3 separate regions of the Homo sapiens genome follow, and all the other regions are linked to region 3. A link is a contact called in ENCODE Hi-C or POLR2A ChIA-PET data. All regions are on one chromosome and are shown on one strand. The core of a region is the stretch at or near the end of the contact, and the rest is flanking DNA. Distances in the headings are between cores, read along the strand shown. Region 1 holds the start of ZNF738 (zinc finger protein 738). Region 2 holds the start of ZNF257 (zinc finger protein 257). Region 3 holds the start of ZNF100 (zinc finger protein 100).

Region 1 (4,618 bases), core at 948-3,447, 410 kb before region 3:
CTAGTTTGGGGCCCAGGCTCAAATGGTCTTGAATACTTCTGTTTTTTGTTCAGAATGCTGCAATCTCCATGAATAAAGCCCATGTTAGCAAGCTTAAAAATAAGATACCATGAGGAGGAGAAGCAAGGTGCCCCTGTTGAGCCCCAGAAGCAGAAGATCACCCCCAGAAGTACAGCTGGCTAGTCAACAAGCAGCTGATGATACCAGTCTGAAAGAGCTCAGCTGATACCAGAAGAACGGCCCCACTCACCCAGCCTAAATGGCTGATCATCTTAATTATAAACTAGTAAGTTTTGGATGATTTGTTATGCTGCAATAGCTAACTAATACATGCACCAGTGCAGATAGGATGCCAGGATTCAGTGACAGGTTGATTACTTGTTGCCTTCTAACAGTGGGCACCCTCTAGGTACTGATTTCTTCCCCTAATTTAAAGTTGGATGTCTTGAAAGAGAATGTTGGGTAATGCAGAAATACTGGGAGACATGTATGCATGTGATTGGTGTTTATATTCGCACAGTCCCCACACCACAGGAGAAAACAGATAACCACAGCCTCGCAATTAGGGTCAAGGCCAAATAGCAAAATAAGTTTGCCTTTAATCTATTTTCTCTGTATCTAAACACTGGAGTCCAAGAATGTGGGCAGAACTGAAGACACAGAGTTTTTTTCTCCTAAGCTCCATCATCCTATGTTCACAGCCTAATCTCTAAAAGAAAGGTGGGCAACAGGTGGTAAGCAGTGGTTTACCTGTGGTTATTTTATTTCTGCTGCCCTCAGCTCTTTCTATGGCCACTATCTGTTCCAACCTCAGAACTGAAGATAGATGTTAGTAGGGAGAGGCCCTTCCTTCCCCTCTGGCCCTTCACACCATTGACATCAGAGCTGCCATGTGTGGCTCCTGGGTGCCTGGAATGTGCTTGGTCTGAACCGCGATATGCTAGAAAGGTAAAACACAGAGTTATTTTCAAAAATTTAGTTGCAAATATTTATATACTTCATTAATAATTACATATTCCTCACACATTAAAATGATATTTTGTATATATTAGGTTAATTACATTGTTACAATCAATTCAACCTGTTCCTTGTTATTGTTGTTGTTGTTGTTGCTGTTGTTGCAGTCTGTCACTAGGCTGGAGTGCAGTGGCGCAATCTCGGCTCACTGCAACCTCTGCCTCCCGGGTTCAAGCGATTCTCCTGCCTCAGCCTCCCCAGTAGCTGGGATTACAGGCATGCGCCACCACGCCTGGCTAATTTTTATATTTTTTTCAGTAGAGACAGGGTTTAGCCATATTGCCAGGAGGGTCTCAATCACTTGATCTCGTGATCCACCAGCCTCGGCCTCCCAAAGTGCTGGGATTACAGGCGTGAGCCACTGCGCGTGGCCTCTTGTTTCTTTATATTTTTCACCCCCCAAAACGGAGTCTCGCTCTGTCCGCCCAGGCTGGAGTGCAGTGGCGCGATCTCTGCTCACTGCAACCTCCTCCGCCTCCCGGGTTCAAGCAATTCTCCTGCCTCAGCCTCCTGCGTAGCTGGGATTACAGATGTCCACCACCACGCCCGGCTAATTTTTGTATTTTTAGTAGAGACGTGGTTTCACCATGTTAGCCAGGCTGGTCTCAAACTCCTGACCTCTTGATCTGCCCGCCTTGTACTCCTAAAGTCCTAGGATTACAGGCGTGAGCCACCATGCCTGGCCCCTTGTTTCTTTTTAATTTTCTAGTTTGGCTACCAGAAAATTCAAAATTCACGTGGCTCACATTTTATTTCAGAGGATTACCTCCTTTTTAAAATCTCAGGCTGCCTGCTCAAAGGACCGTAAGCCAGGAAAGTAAAAAAACCCTGAAATTTTAAAACATTTGTTATTATATCCTTTTCATTTATGTATAGCCATATGATATAGTATTTACAAATGCATATGACCTTATACGCAAGGTTGAATGCAAATACCCTTTGGGGTGGGCCTATCTCAGCTCAAGGAGGAAGCCCTGCCTGAAAAGGCTGCAGCCTAGGCGGTCACTCTTTCTTCATTCAGCCCAGCATCTAATTACATCTTCTGTCAGTCAGGGCCTGAGAGGGTGGGGTTTTAAACGTTATCCAATCAGCGACGCTGGGCTGGGAACTGTCCAATCAGGCACGCAGCTTGAGCGGAGAGGACGGCTTCCGGGATGTGGCGGGATTTGTCCGCTTCTTTGTCTTTGGCTGCCGCTGGAACTCCGGGTCTCGTCTTCACTGCTCTGTGTCCTCTGCTCCTAGAGGCCCAGCCTCTGGTCCTGTGACCTGCAGGTATTGGGAATCCACAGCTAAGACGCCGGGACACCCTGGAAGCCTAGAAATGGTGAGAGTGCGGGGTCCAACATCCCGAGAGAGGGGAAGGGCTGGTTGGAACCGGTGGGAAGTGGCTGTGGCGAGACTCAGGCCTCCCCGCAGTCAGCTCTACAATCTGCGCCCCGAGTTCTCCTTGCCCAGCTCGGCCTCAGTCGCCTTCAGCCATAAGATGGCGGTTGCGCCGACAGCCCGGCCCCCGGGCGTCCTGTCTCTTCCCTGCATAGTGACTGTGCCCTTGCCTGGAGCCCTCTCTGGGGAATCTCTGCACCCGCAGCGCCGCTTCTCTACCGGATTGTGCAGGGACCGTGGGAGGGTCGTCAGGGGAGAATCCTGACTTGGGGTGCGGGTTCATGAATGGGAAGAGGTTTGTTCCGTGGGGTTCCCAGTTCCTATTATCTCCTATTAAAAGTTAATGGGAGTCACTGCAAAAATATTAAAAGAATTTAATCAAAGAGTGGTTCTAGGCTGGGCGCGGTGGCTCACGCCTGTAATCCCAGCACTTTGGAAGGCCGAGGTGGGCGGATCAGAGGTCAGGAGATCAAGACCATCCTGGCTAACACGGTGAAACCCCGTCTCTACTAAAAATACAAAAAATGAGCCGGGCGTGGTGGCGGGCGCCTGTAGTCCCAGCTACTCAGGAGGCTGAGGCAGGAGAATGGCGTGAACCCAGGAGGCAGAGCTTGCAGTGAGCCGAGATCGTGCCACTGCACTCCAGCCTGGGCGACAGAGCGAGACTCTTGTCTCAAAAAAAAAATTAACTTATTAAATAATTTAATCAAAAAGTGGTTCTAGAATTGTAGAGCACCAAGCTGTGGTTTTTAGTTTGTGGTCTATGGGAGAGGCTTGAAAGAAAGTCTTTTGTAAAATGCATGATGAAGAAAACCAAATTTAGTAATTGGTTAGGTACAGTTACGTGGTTTTTTAATTTGTACATTAAAGGTGAAAATTTCCTGGTTATGTAATCGGAGCTCAATTGGCAGTTTATAGTAGGTGAAGCCTCAATTTTGTTTCTCTGAATTTAGTAATTAAAAATAATGCGCCTGAGTTAGATTTTTTAAATTGAAGTAGGAACCCAGGGACTAGAGAAACCTCAGTCTAATTGCCTGCCACTTAATTATTTTCACACTCCACAGGGAACTGATTTTCTGCTGCATTTTTCACCTGGGTCCCAATCAGGGTCTTAAGTCTAACCCCCATCCCTCATTACTCCAACCTCATTCTTGCTTGCAGTAAGATACTAAATTTCCAATTTCTTCTGGGGTTCCCAAATGCCAGCTTTTCCTCCCTAATTCACATTATCACGTATTTGTGTTTTTTTGTTTGTTTTGTTTTGTTTTTGAGATGGAGTCTCGCTCTGTCTCCCAGGCTGGAGTGCAATGGCGCGATCTCGGCTCACCTCAACCTCCGCCTCCCGGTTTTAAACAATTCTCCCACTTCAGCCTCCTTAGTAGCTGGGATTACAGGTGCGCGCCATCATACCTGGCTAATTTTTGTGTTTTTGTAAAGACGGGGGTTTCACCATGCTGGCCAGGCTGGTCTCGAACTCCTGACCTCAGGTGATCCGCCCGCATCAGCTTGCCAAAGTGCTGGAATTACAGGCGTGAGCCACCGGGCCTGGCCACTTATTTTGTAGTGTACTTTTTTATACCGTATTTTAATTAATTATTTTTTGGCAAGGCATTAAATGGTGCTTTTTTCTTTTCTTTTTTTTTTGAGACGGAGTTTCACTCTTGTTGCAAAGGCACATTCTCGGCTCACCACAACCTCCGCCTCCGGGTTCACGAGGTTCTCATGCCTCAGCCTCCCAAGTAGCTGGGTTTACAGGCATGCACCACCACGCCCAGCTGATTTTGTATTTTTAGAAGAGATAGGGTTTCTCCATGTTGGTCAGGCTGGTCATGAACTCCCGACCTCAGGTGATCCGCCCGCCTTGGCCTCCCGAAGTGCTGGGATTACAGGCGTGAGCCACTGCGCCCTGCATAAATGGTGTTTTGGGGGTTTTTTTGTTTGTTTTTTGTTTTGAGACGGAGTTTTGCTCTTGTTGCCCAGGCTGGAGTACAGTGGCATGGTCTCGGCTCACCGCAACTTCTGCCTCCCGGGTTCAGGCGATTCTCCTGCCTCAGCCTCCGAGTAGCTGGGATTACAGGCATGTGCCAGCCACCACGCCCGGCTAATTTTTTATTTTTAGTAGAGACAGGGTTTCTCTATGTTGGTCAGGCTGGTCTCGAACTCCCGACCTCAGGTGATCCGCCCGCCTCGGCCTCCCAAAGTGTGGGGATTACAGGCG
Region 2 (4,681 bases), core at 751-3,250, 280 kb after region 3:
TGGGCGGATCACTTGAGGCCAGGAGCTCAAGACCAGCCTGGCTTACATGGCAAAACCCCATCTCTACTAAAAATACAAAAAAATTAGCTGAGCATGGTGGTACACGCCTGTAATCCCAGCTATTCCGGAGGCTGAGGCACGAGAATCACTTCAATCCAGGAGGCCCGATGATTAGGTTCAAGGCCAAATAGCAAAATATGTTTGCATTTAATCTATTTTCTCTCTATATAAACACTGCAGGTCAAGAGTATGCACAGATATGAAGACTTAGAGTTTTCTTCTCCTCCGGACCTATCATCCTTTGCTCCCTTTCTGATCTCTGGAAGGAAGGTGGGCCAAAGGTGGCCAGCAGTTGTCTACTTGTGGTTAATTTATTCCTGCTGCCCTCTGCTCTTTCTATGGCCGCCATCTTTTCCATCCTCCAAACTGAAGAGAGATGTTGTTAGGAAGAGGCCCTTCCTTCACACTGGCAGAATAAATTTATTCAGGCCCTTTACCCACCCAACATCAGAGCTGCACTTCACGTGTGGCTCCTGAGTGCCTGGAATGTGGCTGGGTCTACACTGTGATGTGCTGGAAAGGCAAAAAACAGACTTAGTAGCCTGTGTGCGGTGGCTCACGCCTGTAATCCCAGCACTTTGGGAGGCCGAGGCAGGTGGATCACTTGAGGTCGGGAGTTCCAGACCAGCCTGACCAACATGGAGAAACCCCGTCTCTACTAAAAATACAAAAATTAGCCGGGCATGGTGGCAGATGCCTGTAATCCCAGCTACTCAGGAGGCCGAGGCAGGAGACTCACTTGAACCCAGGAGGCAGAGAACACACTTTGTGCCATTGCACTCCAGCCTGGGCAACAAAAGCGAAACTCCATCTCAAAAAAAAATAAAAAAAAAAAAACAAAAAAAACAAAAAAAAACAGACTTAGTTCCAATGATATAGTTCTAACTATATACATGCTACATTAATAATTACACATTGCTCATATAGTAATATTTTGGATATATTGGGTTACTGAAATTGTTACAATCAGTTTGACCTATTTCTTCTTTCTTTTTAAAGTTTGGCTACTAGAAAATTTAAAATTCACATTTGGCTCACATTCTATTTCAGAAGATTGCCTCCTTTTTTTTTTTTTTTTTTTGACGGAGCTTAGTTTCGCTTTTGGTGCCCAGGCTGGAGTTCAAAGCGATCTCGGCTCACTGCAACTCCTGCCTCCCGGGTTCACCTGTCTCGGCCTCCCCAGTAGCTGGGATTACAGGCACCCGCCACCATGCCCCGCTAATTTTTGTATTTTTAGTAGAGACGGAGTTTCATCGTATTGGTCAGGCTGGTCTCCAACTCCTGACCTCAGGTGATCCGCCGGCCTCGGCCTCCCAAAGTGCTGGGATTACAGGCGTGAGCCACCGCACCCGGCCATGATTGCCTCCTTCTTAAAATCTCAGGCTGCCTGATCAAAAAACCAGAAGCCAGGAAGGTCAGGAAAGCTGAAATTTTAAAATAGTTGTTATTAGATTATTTTTGTTTGTGAATAACAATATAGTGTATTTTTTTCTTTTCTTTTTTTTTTTGAGACAGAGTCTCACTCTGTGGCCCAGGCTGGAGTGCAGTGGCGCGATCTCGGCTTACTGCAATCTCCGCCTCCTGGGTTCAAGCGATTCTCCTGCCTCAGCCTCCGGAGTAGCTGGGACTACAGGCGTGAGCCACCGCGCCCGGCCATATTATGTATTATGTATAAACGCATATGACCTTACACACAAGGTTAAATGCAAATACCTTTGGGTTGGGCCTGGCTCAGCTCAGGGAGGAAAACCTGCCTGAAAAGGCTGGAGCTTAGGCTTTCACTCTTTCTTCATTCAGCCGAGCATCTGATCACGTCTCCTGTCACTCAGGGCCTAAAGGGGCGAGGCCTTAAACGTTATCCAGTCAGGGACGCTGGGCTGGAAACCGTCCAATCAGACACGAAGCTGGAGCGGACAGGGTGGCTTCCGGGTTTGGCGGGTACTTTGTCTCTCGCTCTAGCCCGAGCTGCAGGTCTCGTCTTCCCTGGTCTGTGTCCTCTTCTCCTAGGGGCCCAGCCTCTGTGGCCCTGTGACCTGCAGGTATTGGGAGATCCCCAGCTAAGACGCCAGGTCCTCCTGGAAGCCTAGAAATGGTGAGAGTGCTGGGTCCGACATCCTGGGAGAGGGGAAGGGGGTGGTTGGAACCTGTGGGAAGTCGCTGTGGCGGGACTCAGGCCTCCTTGCAGTCAGCCCTACCATCTGCGCCCGAGTTTTCCTTGGCCAGCTCGGCCTCGGTCCCCCTCAGCCATAAGATGGCGGCTGCGCTGACAGCCGGGACCCCGGGCGTCCTGTCTCTTCCCTGCGCAGTGACTGTGCCCTGGCCTGGATCCCTCTCTCGGCAGCTCTGCACCCGCAGCGCCGAGTCTCCCCAGGTTGTGCAGGGACCACAGGAGAGTCGTCAGGGGAGAATCCTGACTCGGGGTGCGGGGTTCATGAATGGGAAGAGCTTTGGTCTGTGGGGTTCTGAGTCTCTCTTTTCTCTTATTAAAAATATACAGAAGTCACCGCAAAAATATTAAAGAATTTAATTAAAGAGTGATTCAAAAATCCGGGCGCGGTGGCACACGCCTGTAATCCCAGCACTTTGGGAGGCCGAGGCAGGCGGATCACGAGGTCAGGAGATTGAGACCATTCTGGCCAATATGGTGAAACCCCGCCTCTACTAAAAATACAAAAATTAGCGGGCGTGGTGGCATGTGCCTATAATCCCAGCTACTCAGGAGGCTGAGGCAGGAGAATCGCTTGAACCAGGAAGTCAGAGGTTGCAGTGAGCCGAGATGGCGCCACTGCACTCCAGCCTGAAGACAGAGCGAGACTCCGTCTCAAAAAAAAAAAAAAAAAAAAAAAAAAAATTGTAAAGTACCCAGCTATGGTTTGTCATTTGTCGTCCATAGCAGGGGCTTGAAGAGAAGACTTTAATAACATGAGATAAAGAAAACCAAATTCAGTAATTGGTTAGATGCAGTTACATAGTTTGTTAATTTGTACTATCAAGGTGGACATTTCCTTGTTATGTAATCAGAGGTTAAATGGTAGTGTATAGTTGGCTACGCCTCAATTTTGTTTCCCCCAATTTAGTAATTTATAAAAACATGCGTTTGAGGCCGGCGCTGTGGCTCACGCTTGTAATCCGAGCACTTTGGGAGGCCCAGGCGGGCGGATCACTTGAGGTCGGGAGTTCGAGACCAGCCTTACCAACATGGAGAAACTCCGCCTCTACTAACAATACAAAATTAGCGGGGCGTGGTAGTGCATGCCTGTAATCCCAGCTACTCCGGAGGCTGAGGCAGGAGAATCGCTTGAACCCAGGAGGTGGAGGTTGCAGTGAGCCGAGATTGTGCCATTGCACTCCAGCCTGGGCAACAAGAGTGAAACTCCATCTCAAAAAAAACAAAACAAAACAAAAACCATGCATTTGAGTTAAATTTCTTTAAAGTAGAAATCCAGGGACTAGAGCCACCTCAGTCTAGTTGCCTGCCACTTAATTATTTTCACAAGCCACAGGGGACTAATTTTCCGCTGATTTGTTTTTCTTTTTTTTTTTTTTTAAGAAGGAGTTTCACTCTGTCACCCAGGCTGGAGTGCAGGGGCGAGATTTCTGCTCATTGCAACCTCCGCCTCCCAGGTTCAAGCTATTCTCCTGTCTCATCCTCCGGAGTAGCTGGGATTACAGGCACCCACCACCACACCTGGCTAGTTATTGTATTTTTAGTAGAGATGAGGTTTCATGTGGGCTAGGCTGGTCTCGAACTCCTAACCTCAGGTGATCCGCCTGCCTTGGCCTCCCAAAGTGCTGGGATTACAGGAGTGAGCCGCGTCCGGCCTTTTCCGCTGAATTTTTTACATGTGTCCCAAGCAGAGTCTCAAGTTTTACCCTCCTCCCCCTTCATCATTTCTTCAGCCTAACTCTGGATTGCAAAAATAGTAAATAATAAAATACTAAATTTTCAGTTTCTTCTGACATTCCCAAATGCCAGTTTTCCCTAATTCACATTATCAATTATTCATCCTTTAGTTTACATTTTTTATACCATATTTTAATCATTTTTTGACAAAGCATTGGATGGCACTTTAAAAAGATTTGTTTTCTGTTTGTAAATACTTTCCATGGGAAGAAAGCAAAGTATAATTCCCTGACACTGTAGTGTAAAAAAAATTTTGTTCCTCTTTGCTTTTATCTTGTATAGGCACAGAGATCTTATCAGAATGTTTTTGGGTCAAAGTTTCCCTTTGGAAGCTGTGAGGTGAGATGTCTTCACCCACCCTTTAGTTTTGTTCTTGGTCTTGGGCTTCAGTATTTCCTGGGGATAAACCAAGATACCCACCATGGCTATATCTGCTAGAGTATCTAGTGGATATCAGCTACTGGGTCTTTTTTTTTTTTTTTTTTTTCTTCTTATAGCACAACCTGAGTTATGGAGTGTAGCCTATTAAGAAAGAAGGTGGCTGCCCCAGGGCTGAGAGGAGTCTCCTGTTGTATTTCTTTTTCGAAGATATTAAGATTGTCTTCACCCAACTCAGCTTCCATTTCTTAGAGACACATTGCTGTTAAGCCAATCAGATGCTGGTAAAAAACACAGAAATAATTTCTGCCCCCTGGATTCTCTAAGTGGGCAGAGAAA
Region 3 (4,188 bases), core at 225-2,724:
GCGCCATTTAATGCTTTGTCAAAAACAATTAATTAAAATATGGTATAAACAAGTACACTAAAGGACAAATAGGTGATAATGTGAATTAGGAAGGAAAAGTTGACATTTGGGAACGCCAGAAGAAATTGGAAATTTAGTATCTTACTGCAAGCCAGAGTGAGGCTGGAGAAATGGGGGACGGGGGTTAGACTTAACAACCTGCTTGGGACACAGGTGAAAAATGCAGCAGAAAATCAGTTCCCCGTGGAGTGTGAAAATAATTAAGAGACAGGCAATTCCACTGAGGTGTCTCTAGTCCCTGGGTTCCTACTTAAAAAAAAAAAAAATCTAACTCAGGTGCATTTTTTTTTTAATTACTACATTCAGAGAAAATGTAGGCTTAAACAACTATAAACTGTTAATTAACCTCTGATTACACAACCAGGAAATCTTCACCTGTATTGTACAAATCAAGAAACTACGTTACTGTAACCAATTACTAAATTTAGTTTTCTTCATCATACATTTTATAAATGACTTTCCTTCAAGCCTCTCCCATAGACAACAAACTACAAACCATAGCTGGATACTCTATGATTCTTGAATCACTGTTTGATTAAATTCTTTAGGCCAGGCGCGGTGGCTCACGCCTGTAATCCCAGCACTTTAGGAGGCCAAGGCGGGCGGATCACGAGGTCAGGAGTTCAAGACCAGCCTGGCCAACGAGGTGAAACCCCGTCCCAACTAAAAATACAAAAAAATAAGGCCGGCCCAGTGACAGGCGCCTGTAATCCCAGTTACTCGGGAGGCTGAGCCAGGAGAATCTCCAGAACCCGGGAGGCGGAGGTTGCAGTGAGGGGAGATCGCGCCACTAAACCCTAGCCTGGGCGACAGAGCGACTCCGTCTCAAACAAACAAAAAAATCGTTAATATTTGTGCAGTGACTCCCATACATTTTTAATAGGAGAAAAGAGGAACTGGGAAAGCCACGGACCAAAGATCTTCCCATTCATGAACCCGCACCCCGAGTCAGGATTTTCCCCTGACGACCCTCCCGTGGTCCCTGCACAATCTGAGAGAGACGCGGCGCTGCGGGTGCAGAGCTGCCAAGAGAGGGCTCCAGGCCAAGGCACAGTCACTACGCAGGGAAGAGAAAGGACGCCTGGGGTCCTGGCTGTCAGCGCAGCCGCCATCTTATGGCCGAAGGGGACGGAGGCCGAGCTGGGCAAGGCGCAGATTGTGAAGCTGACTGCGGAGAGGCCTGAGTCCCGCCACAGCTACTTCCCACCAGTTCCAACCAGCCCTTTCGCCGTCTCTCGGGATGTCGGACCGGGCACTCTCACCATTTCTAGGCTTCTAGGGGGTCCTGGCGTCTTAGCTGTGGATCTCCCAATATCTGCAGGTCAGAGGGCCACACAGGCTAGGCCCCTAGGAGCAGAAGACACAGAGAAGTGAGAGCAAAACCTGGAGCTCCGGCTACAGCGAGAGACAAAGACCCCGCCAAACCCGGAAGCCGTCCAGTCCGCTCCAGCTGCATGCCTGATTGGACGGTTTCCAGCCCAGCGTCCCTGGTTGGATAATGCTTAAATCCCCGCCCTGTCAGGCTTTGAGTGACAGAAGATGTGATCAGATGCGGGTTCAATGAAGAAAGAGTGACAGCCTAGACTGCCCCCTCTTCTGACAGGGCTTCCTCCCTCAGCTGAGCTAGGCCCATCCCAGAGAGTATTTGCCTTTAAATTTGTGTATAAGGTCATATGTATAAATAAATAATACATTATATAGCTATACACAAGTGAAAAGAATATAACAATTATTTTAAAATTTCAGCTTTTATGACCTTCCTGGCTTCTGGCCCTTTGAGCAGGCAGCCTGAGATTTTAGAAAAGAGAAAATCATCTAAAATGAATGTCAGCCACATGTGGATTTGAAATTTTCTAGTAGCCAAACTTTAAAAAGAAACAAGTTGAACTGATTGTTAACAATGTAATTCACCCATTATATTCAAAATATTATCATTTTAATGTGTGAGAAATATGTAATTATTGATAAAATATATAAATATTTGGAACTAAATCTTTGAAGCTGACTTTGTATTTTACCTTTCTAGCATATCGCATTTCAGACCAGGCACATTGTGGGAACCCAGTAGCCACACATGGACAATAGCTGTCACATTGAAGTGCAGCTCTGATGTCAGCGGTGTGAAGGGCCTGAACATCTCTTTCCTGCGAGAGTGAAAGAAGAGACTCTCCCTACAAACATCTCTCTTTGGTTCCTAGGGTGGACCAGATAGTTCCCATAGAAAGAGCTGAGGGCAGTAGGAATAAAATAGCCACAGGTAATAAACAACTGCTGGCCACCTGTTGCCCACCTTTCTTTTAGAGACCAGATAGTGAACAAAGGATGATGGGGCCACAGGAGAAAAAACAACTATGTCTTCAGTTCTGTCCACACACTTGAACTCCAGTATTTAGAGATGGAGAAAATAGATTAAAAACAAACATAGTTTGCTATATGGTCTTGGCCCTAACAATCAGGCTGTGTTTATCTGTTTTCTCCTGTGGTGTGGGGGACTATGTGAGTCTAAGCACCAATCACACGCATACATGTCTACAGGTATTTCTGCATTACCCAAAATTCTCTTACAAAACATCGAACTTTAAATCAGGGGAAGAAATCAGTACCTAGAGGGTGTCCACTGTTAGAAGCCAACTCTTAGTCAACCTGTCACTGAATCCTGGCAACTTATCTGTACTGGGTGCATGTATTAGTTAGCTATTGAGGCATAACAAATCATCCAAAACTTATTAGTTTATAATTGAAATGGTTGGCCATTTAGGCCGAGCTGAGTGGGGCCATTCTTCTGGTCTCAGCTGAGCTCCTTCAGACATGTATCATCACCTGCTTTTTGACTAGACAGCTGTGCATCTGGGGGTGAGCTTCTGCTCCTGGGTCTGTCAACAGGGGCACCTTGCTTCTCCTCTTCATGGTATCTTATTTTCCAGCTGGCTAACATGGGCATTATTCATGGAGATGGCAGCATTCTAAAAGAAAAAGAGAAGCAGTCAATACCATTTGAGCCTGGGCCCCAAACTGGCCCACTGTCATGTTCACAGGTTTCTGTTGACCTGAGCAAATAAGGTCAGCCAGATATAGGGCTTTGAAAACAGATTCCAGATCTTGATGGAAACAGCTGTAAAAGCACCTGGTTATGGGCAAAGATACAAGAGGGATGAAAAAATGTCATTTTGCAATCAGTATCATTCTACCTTTTTTGCATATGTGGTATATAGAACTCTTCCACATCAGGAAACTTGTGCAAAGTCCTACGGCTACTAAGTGGCTGGGCTGAGACTCAGGATCAACTTTATCTGACTCCAAAGCCCATGCACCTCCATAGATGACACTACTAAAGTAGCTGCCCTGCCCTAGACTATTGAAATCCTGGAGAGTGACACTTCCATAGTAGAAGTCAGATTCCTTTTAGATTTGTGCTCATTTGGGAATAATCCTCACAAAAATTGCAGAAGCACACGGTGGCTCTCACCTGTATTTTTAGTACTTTGGGAGGCTGATATGGGAGATTTATGTGAGCTTAGGAGTTCCAATGCAGCCTGATCAACATAATAAGATTCTGTTTCCATGACAAAAATGAAGAAATTAGCCACCCATGGTGGTGCATGCCTATAGTCCCAGATACTTAGGTGGCCGAGGCAGGAGGATTGCTTAAGCCTGGAAAGTCAAGGCTGCAGTGAGCTATGAGTAGTTACACCACTGCAATCAAGACTGGGTGACAGAGTGAGTCCCTGTCTCAAAAAAAAAAAAAGAAAGAAAAAAATTGGAGAAGCATTTTGAAAAGATATAAAATAATTTGGGGAAATAACTGAAGGATGAGTTTAGAAAATCAAAGACCAACAACACATTATTTATTTTTCATCATAGAAAATAGTTGAAATCCATTAAAAGGAAAAATCTTTAGAGAAATTAATAAATTTTTTAAATTTATTTTTTATTTTTGAGATGGAGTCTCGCTCTGTCACCCAGGCTGGAGCACAGCAGTGCGATCTTGGCTCACTGCAACCTCGGCCTCCCCAGTTCAAGCGATTCTCCTGCCTCAGCCTTCTGAGTACCTGGATTATAGGCATCCGCCACCACGACCAGCTAATTTTTGTATTTTTAGTAGAGACGGGGTTTTACCATGTTGGTCAG

What was found. A loop is a pair of places that touch in the nucleus more often than their neighbours do. ChIA-PET counts read pairs that join two places held with the same protein, here RNA polymerase II (POLR2A). Pooled maps may share reads with other maps.
Region 1: a map of endothelial cell of umbilical vein shows a loop between it and region 3 (13-fold over the local background). The contact joins the promoter of ZNF738 here to the promoter of ZNF100 in region 3. A Hi-C loop is called at or near these places in 2 of 168 maps with a recorded cell type or tissue (CD4-positive, alpha-beta T cell and endothelial cell of umbilical vein), 4 of 37 single-sample maps with no recorded cell type and 10 of 50 pooled maps. POLR2A ChIA-PET finds 5 or more read pairs at or near these places in 5 of 52 experiments (H1, MCF 10A, WTC11 and 1 more).
Region 2: a loop to region 3 is called in a map of CD4-positive, alpha-beta T cell, with 12 times the contacts of the local background. The contact joins the promoter of ZNF257 here to the promoter of ZNF100 in region 3. A Hi-C loop is called at or near these places in 2 of 168 maps with a recorded cell type or tissue (CD4-positive, alpha-beta T cell and CD4-positive, alpha-beta memory T cell), 1 of 37 single-sample maps with no recorded cell type and 12 of 50 pooled maps. POLR2A ChIA-PET finds 5 or more read pairs at or near these places in 8 of 52 experiments (CD4-positive, alpha-beta T cell, CD4-positive, alpha-beta memory T cell, activated CD4-positive, alpha-beta T cell and 4 more).

Annotation. Positions count from the first base shown.
Region 1 is chr19:21,356,803-21,361,420 of GRCh38, forward strand. It overlaps ZNF738 (zinc finger protein 738), which reads left to right and starts at 2,198. Exons shown (of 5, transcript NM_001355237.2): 1 at 2,198-2,341. The coding sequence starts at 2,339. RefSeq lists enhancers at 911-1,468, 2,260-2,559.
Region 2 is chr19:22,050,484-22,055,164 of GRCh38, forward strand. ZNF257 (zinc finger protein 257) reads left to right here and starts at 2,001. Exons shown (of 4, transcript NM_033468.4): 1 at 2,001-2,152. The coding sequence starts at 2,150.
Region 3 is chr19:21,766,105-21,770,292 of GRCh38, forward strand. ZNF100 (zinc finger protein 100) reads right to left here and starts at 1,475. Exons shown (of 5, transcript NM_173531.4): 1 at 1,323-1,475. The coding sequence starts at 1,325. RefSeq lists a silencer at 1,462-1,639.